Linked DNA regions of Homo sapiens: region 1 is linked to region 2. The links are chromatin contacts, found by Hi-C or POLR2A ChIA-PET in ENCODE. All regions are on one chromosome and are shown on one strand. Each heading gives the region's core, a stretch centred on a gene start or an enhancer-like site at or near the end of the contact. The rest is flanking DNA. Distances are from core to core; before and after follow the strand shown.

Evidence for each region. Hi-C counts contacts between places; a loop is a spot of excess contacts on that map. ChIA-PET counts read pairs that join two places held with the same protein, here RNA polymerase II (POLR2A). Pooled maps may share reads with other maps.
Region 1: a pooled map shows a loop between it and region 2 (6-fold over the local background). The contact joins the promoter of MRM3 here to the enhancer-like site in region 2. A Hi-C loop is called at or near these places in 6 of 50 pooled maps. POLR2A ChIA-PET finds 5 or more read pairs at or near these places in 2 of 52 experiments (WTC11 and activated naive CD4-positive, alpha-beta T cell).

The regions. Positions count from the first base shown.
Region 1 is chr17:781,064-783,763 of GRCh38, forward strand. It overlaps MRM3 (mitochondrial rRNA methyltransferase 3), which reads left to right and starts at 1,290. Exons shown (of 4, transcript NM_018146.4): 1 at 1,290-1,629; 2 at 2,020-2,264. The coding sequence starts at 1,316. GLOD4 (glyoxalase domain containing 4) reads right to left here and starts at 1,217. Exons shown (of 9, transcript NM_016080.4): 1 at 1,103-1,217. The coding sequence starts at 1,192. RefSeq lists enhancers at 148-247, 1,248-1,597, 1,269-1,817.
Region 2 is chr17:1,103,014-1,105,724 of GRCh38, forward strand. All of the region lies in intron 2 of ABR (ABR activator of RhoGEF and GTPase), which reads right to left. Among named protein-coding and RNA genes, the nearest start is that of ABR, 76 kb to the right of the region's middle. Within about 2 kb of position 1,283, at least 7 of the 41 ENCODE cell types and tissues checked have a DNase peak (open chromatin) inside an H3K27ac peak, as active enhancers do.

The DNA of each region.
Region 1 (2,700 bases), core at 40-2,539, 320 kb before region 2:
GCGTGTGCCACCATGCCCGGCTAATTTTTGTATTTTTAGTAGAGACAGGGTTTCACCATGTTGGCCAGGCTGGTGTCCAACTCCTGACCTCCAGTGATCCACCCGCCTTGGCCTCCCAAAGTGCTGAGATTACAGGCGTGGGCCACCGCGCCGGCACGTGTTTAATCTTTGCAACAACCTTTTGATCGACGAGGAAATACTAACAAGGGACAGCTCTGTGGTTTCTGCTATCGAAAGTTTGGTGGTTTTTCACTATCAAATTCTGACTTCCATTACCATCATCTACGTACAAATCCAGTTCCAACTCCCACCCCAACCCAGGCCATGAGCTCTAATGGAGGATATATATCAGGGTCATTTGCACCTTTGTTGCCAAAACTCAACGTAGTACCCTGAAAATAGCAGATATTTTAAAAATGACCTGACGAATTCAGATCCCCGTCTATTGCACCGTCTATACACTAAACCGCGCTCTTGCACCTTTCAAGTCTTCCTTAGTGGTGTGTTCCCTACCTCCCTGGCTTATCAAAGGAGGTCCCCAAAACCCAGTTCCCCAACCAACTGAATCCTGCAAATAACAGCTCCTCAGGACCCGAGACAGACCGCTTCTGGGTGCTGTTGAAAAGCAGATGGGTTGAGAGTTGGAGCATATATTCAGAGACTGAGTATCCGAAACGGACTATTCAGACCAGCCTTGCTAGAAGCAGAACTCTGAATACGCTGATTTTATCTACATCAAAGGCTCCAAACCGGAAAACACAAATATTAACTAGAAAGCATTATATAACATTTTATTTACCGTCTTTTCCGGTAGACGGTAAGCTCCACAAGGGCGGGGCTCAATAAACGTTTACGAGTGGCTTAAATGAAAGGACGTGCGTGGGCACACCGCGGGGACTAATCGTGTTAGGCCCTTCTCCAAGGCCTATGATCCCCAACGGCAACTCGCCACGCTCCTGAAGCTGAACACCGCGCAGGGCCTAAGGTCGGACACCCTCCGGCTTAGGTTCACGACACACCCATTTTCCCCTCCCTCCGCCAGGGCCGGCTCGGGCGCCGGTTCCAGCCTCGCGCGCCAGCCCCTGTCGGCCCCGGCCTGCACCTTCATCCCCAGGACGTCCCGATAGAAACGCGCCGTCTGGAAGCGGTTTCCCACTTTGAATACGAAGTGCAGAGCTCTGCGAGCAGCCATGATTCCCGCCGCACGCAGCCGTCACGCGCACCGTACAGCCCAGTCCACGAAGGGCGCCACGGGCCGTGACGTCACTAGCCGCCGACGGCGCGCTTTCGTGACGCAGCCCGGGTCTCAGGGAACATGGCGGCGCTGGTGAGACCCGCGAGGTTTGTCGTGCGACCGTTGCTGCAGGTGGTCCAGGCTTGGGACCTTGACGCGAGGCGCTGGGTCCGGGCGCTGCGGCGGAGCCCAGTGAAAGTGGTGTTTCCTTCCGGAGAGGTGGTGGAACAGAAGCGCGCTCCTGGGAAGCAGCCCCGCAAGGCACCATCTGAGGCCAGTGCCCAGGAGCAACGAGAGAAACAACCGCTCGAGGAGTCCGCATCCCGCGCTCCCAGCACCTGGGAAGAGTCTGGGCTTCGCTACGATAAAGCTTATCCCGGGGACAGGAGGCTGAGGTGATGTGGTTCTTGAGCCTGTCGAATGTTCTCGTTTCCCTTCCCGTCGCACAGCGGAACCTTAACCTCCTTCCGATGGAGGACTTCTTCCAGTACAGCCCGCTGGTTTTTGTATTATGCACAGAGGGCCGAATAAGCGTCTTTGGAATTAGCTTCTGTTTCTCCTTAGCTCTTTGTTGTTGTTTTTGTTTCACCATGTTAGCCAGGCTGATCTGGAACTCCTGACCTCAGGTGATCCGCCCGCCTCGGCCTCCCAATGTGCTGGGATTACAGGCGTGAGCCACCGCGCCCGGCCCTCTCCGTAGCTCTTTATTTCTGTTACAACTAAGCGTGTCTCAGTAACAAGGATGTTGATAGTTACCTGTTTTTTTTTTTTATTTCCATCTACAGCAGTGTAATGACAATAGTAAAGTCCAGGCCATTTCGGGAAAAACAAGGGAAGATCCTGCTGGAAGGTCGCAGGCTCATTTCAGACGCTCTCAAGGCTGGAGCTGTGCCAAAAATGTTCTTCTTTAGCCGTCTAGAATACCTAAAGGAGTTGCCAGTCGATAAGCTGAAAGGTGTCAGCCTCATTAAGGTGAAATTTGAGGATATCAAGGATTGGTCCGACCTCGTAACGCCACAAGGAATAATGGGTTAGTGATTACCCAGTGTATCTTTTTTTTTTTTTGTCTTGTTCTGTCACCCAGGCTGGAGTGCAATGGCGCGATCTCGGCCCACTGCAACCTCCGCCTCTCGGGTTCAAGGGATTCTCTTGCCTCAGCCTCCGCAGTAGCTGGGATTACAGGCGTCTGCCACCATGCCCGGGTGATTTTTGTATTTTTAGTAGAGGTGGGGTTTCACCATGTTGGCCAGGCTGACGTCGAACTTGTGACCTCAGGTGATCCTCCTGCCTCGGCCTCCCAAAGTGCTGGGATTACAGGCGTGAGCCACCATGCCTGGCCTTACACAGTGTATCTTAAGGTGTGGAGACCTAGGATTAATTTCTCATACTTGTCTTAGGACAGCAGCATTGAAATGAAATTCAAAATGTTACAATTAGAAAAATATAATTCTCAAACCTGTGTATCT
Region 2 (2,711 bases), core at 33-2,532:
TCCTTTTTAGATTTCTGTATAAGAGAATAAATTTGTGTGGTTTTAAGCCCTTAAGTTTGTGGCGATTTGTTTCAGCAGCATTAGAAAAGCAAGACAGACCCCACGCTTCAGGCAAGGGCAATAGTTACTTATTGGCGGCTTCACAAATTCCAGGAACTGAGCTTAGCTATCTTTGTGGTTCAATTCACCGGAGTCTCAAAACCTGGCAGGTGTTATCATCTTCCTGAGGCACCGAGAGTCGGGACTGCCAGAGGCCTGCACAGCCTCCAGCACACGTAGCCCCGGGGGACAAGATCAGAGCCTGGAACAGCCCCCAGCTCCAGCCCCTCCAGGTCAGACCCTCAGGGGTCTTCCTGCTGCTTCCCAGCCTTGACAAATGGGAACTCATCCCCTGTGCTGGGGGCTAGCACTCCCTCCTGTTCCCTGCCAACCAAGGTTTTGCCTGAGGGTTTAGCAAATGCCACACCGTGAGCTGTAACTGTAGAGCTGGTTGGACTAGGATGGGGGGAAGAAAGGGATTTGCAGCCCCAGCCACAAACAAGCTTCATCCCCCCTGGCACGAGCATAGACCCTGGAAGCCCTGTAATCGCCCATTTCTGCAAGATCCTCCCCTCAAGACTTCCATTCATAGTCCACTCTTGAAAGGCTGGTTCTGATGGGAAGACAACTCAGGAAGACCCTCCCTCAAGAGGCAACAGTCAGCCCCAAGAGTCCTGCTCTGGGCCCCGTTCACGCTGCAGTTTTGGCTGAGATTGGAGCAAAGGCGTTGGAGAGCGTACGGATGGGAAATTAGCCTCGGTGCACTTGGCTAACAGGAGACCCGTTGCTCAGTCACCACCAAAGGAAGGCCTGTTCCATCTCCCATCTTTTCCAGCTTTCCTCAGACTCCACAATTCCCAGTTTAGAGCCATGAGGAAATTCACATTGTTTCTTCAGTCTTTGCAGGGCGTCTCTTGTCTCATCAAAAACCAGGCTCACCACTCACTCACCCATTCCCACCGGGAGCCAGGCACTGGGAATACGAAGGTGAAGGAGAGGTGCCCACGTGCCTAGAATGCTCCGGAGCGAGTTCTCTAAAGAGTTCCAGGTCCCACAGCCTCTGCCACGCTGCCTACCTGTCTCCAGCACCGGGAAGCTGCCTGTCCTCACTTCCTCCCAGCCAGAACTTGTGAAATGCAGTCCTGGTGGGTTCGTTTATCCTCAGCATCCTGCACAATCTGCTAGGCTGACAGTGTGGCAGCTTGAAGCCGCCAAACCAAAGACGTCAGGTCACTCTGGTAGGAACAATGTCTAGAGATAAGGCGTGGCCAGCTCAGGCCTGGTCCTCCACAGAGTTGAGAGGCTAAATAAAGCCTCCAAACATCTGGTTCCAGGCCAAGCAAAGACACAATCTCTCCAGTAGCACTGGCCTCCAAGACAACAAGCAGGGCTGGCTCTCTGGCTGCGACTCAAGGCTATAGGGCATGCAGCGAGGGTCTGAGGCTTCACAGACGGTAGAAGTCAGTTCACGGGCCACAGCTGGCTGCCAGGAGTACCCAGCAGGATCTGCTCAGAGTAGATGCCACTGGGCCTGGGGGTGGGGGTGGCCGTGCCTGGGGCTTATACCCACACCAAGCATCAACCTCAGGACAACTGGCCCATCTCAGTCTCAGGACAGCTGAGGCAGTGTAGAGGCATCGAGAGACCCTCTCCTCTCCCAGCGCTAGGCGCTGAGGAAGTCTCTTTCAGCTGCTTCCTTGGCAGAATTTAGAACAGAGAAGACGGGTCAACTGCTGGGGGACAAAGACCAAATTCCAGTGGCCCCTCTCTCCTGAAGGGTGGATCCCCGTATTCTGGGCTCCCTATTGCTGTCTGAGGTCTTAGGCAGGCACCATAGGGCACAGGCAATGTTTTGAAACTTTGGTTGTTCATATCCCACCCTTAAAATTTTGCCATACTCACATACCACCACCTGCACTATTCTTTACTCAATATTGTTCTTTACAGTAACTTTTTTTTTTTTTTTTTTTTTTTGAGACAGAGTCTCACTGTGTCACCCAGGCTGGAGTGCAGTGGCAGGATCTTGGCTCACTGCAACCTCCATCTCCCGGGTTCAAGTGATTCTCCTGCTTCAGCCTCCTGAGTAGTTGGGATTACAGGTGCACGCCACCACGCCCAGATACTTTTTGTGTTTTTAGTAGAGACAGGGTTTCACCATGTTGGCCAGGCTGGTCTTGAACTCCTGACCTCATGATCCACCGCGCCCAGTCTCCCAAAGTGCTGGGATTACAGGCATGAGCCACTGCGCCCAAGAACTGACTTGTAAAAAGCAGTCTTACCCTACACGTATTTGAAATCGTAAGAAAAATGTACAGGTCATATTTTTTCTAATATATATTAAAATATATACTTAACCATTAAAATGCAAAATATAGATCGAGGTGCCACCGATCATTTCTCAAATCACCACGTGGGGCCCGCACTTAGAAAAACATCCAAATGGGGGATACAGGCATGATGTGCAGGCACAAGAGACCTGGGCAGGTGAAACAGAAATAGAGATGTTTCAGATGATCCATTAAAAACTGGCACAGAATTGGGCTGGGCTCAGTGGCTCACTCCTGTAATCCCAGCACTTTGGGAGGCCAAGAGGGGCAGATTGCTTGAGCCCAGGAGTTACAGACTAGCATGGGCAACATGGTGAAACCCTGTCTCTACAAAAATATAAAAAT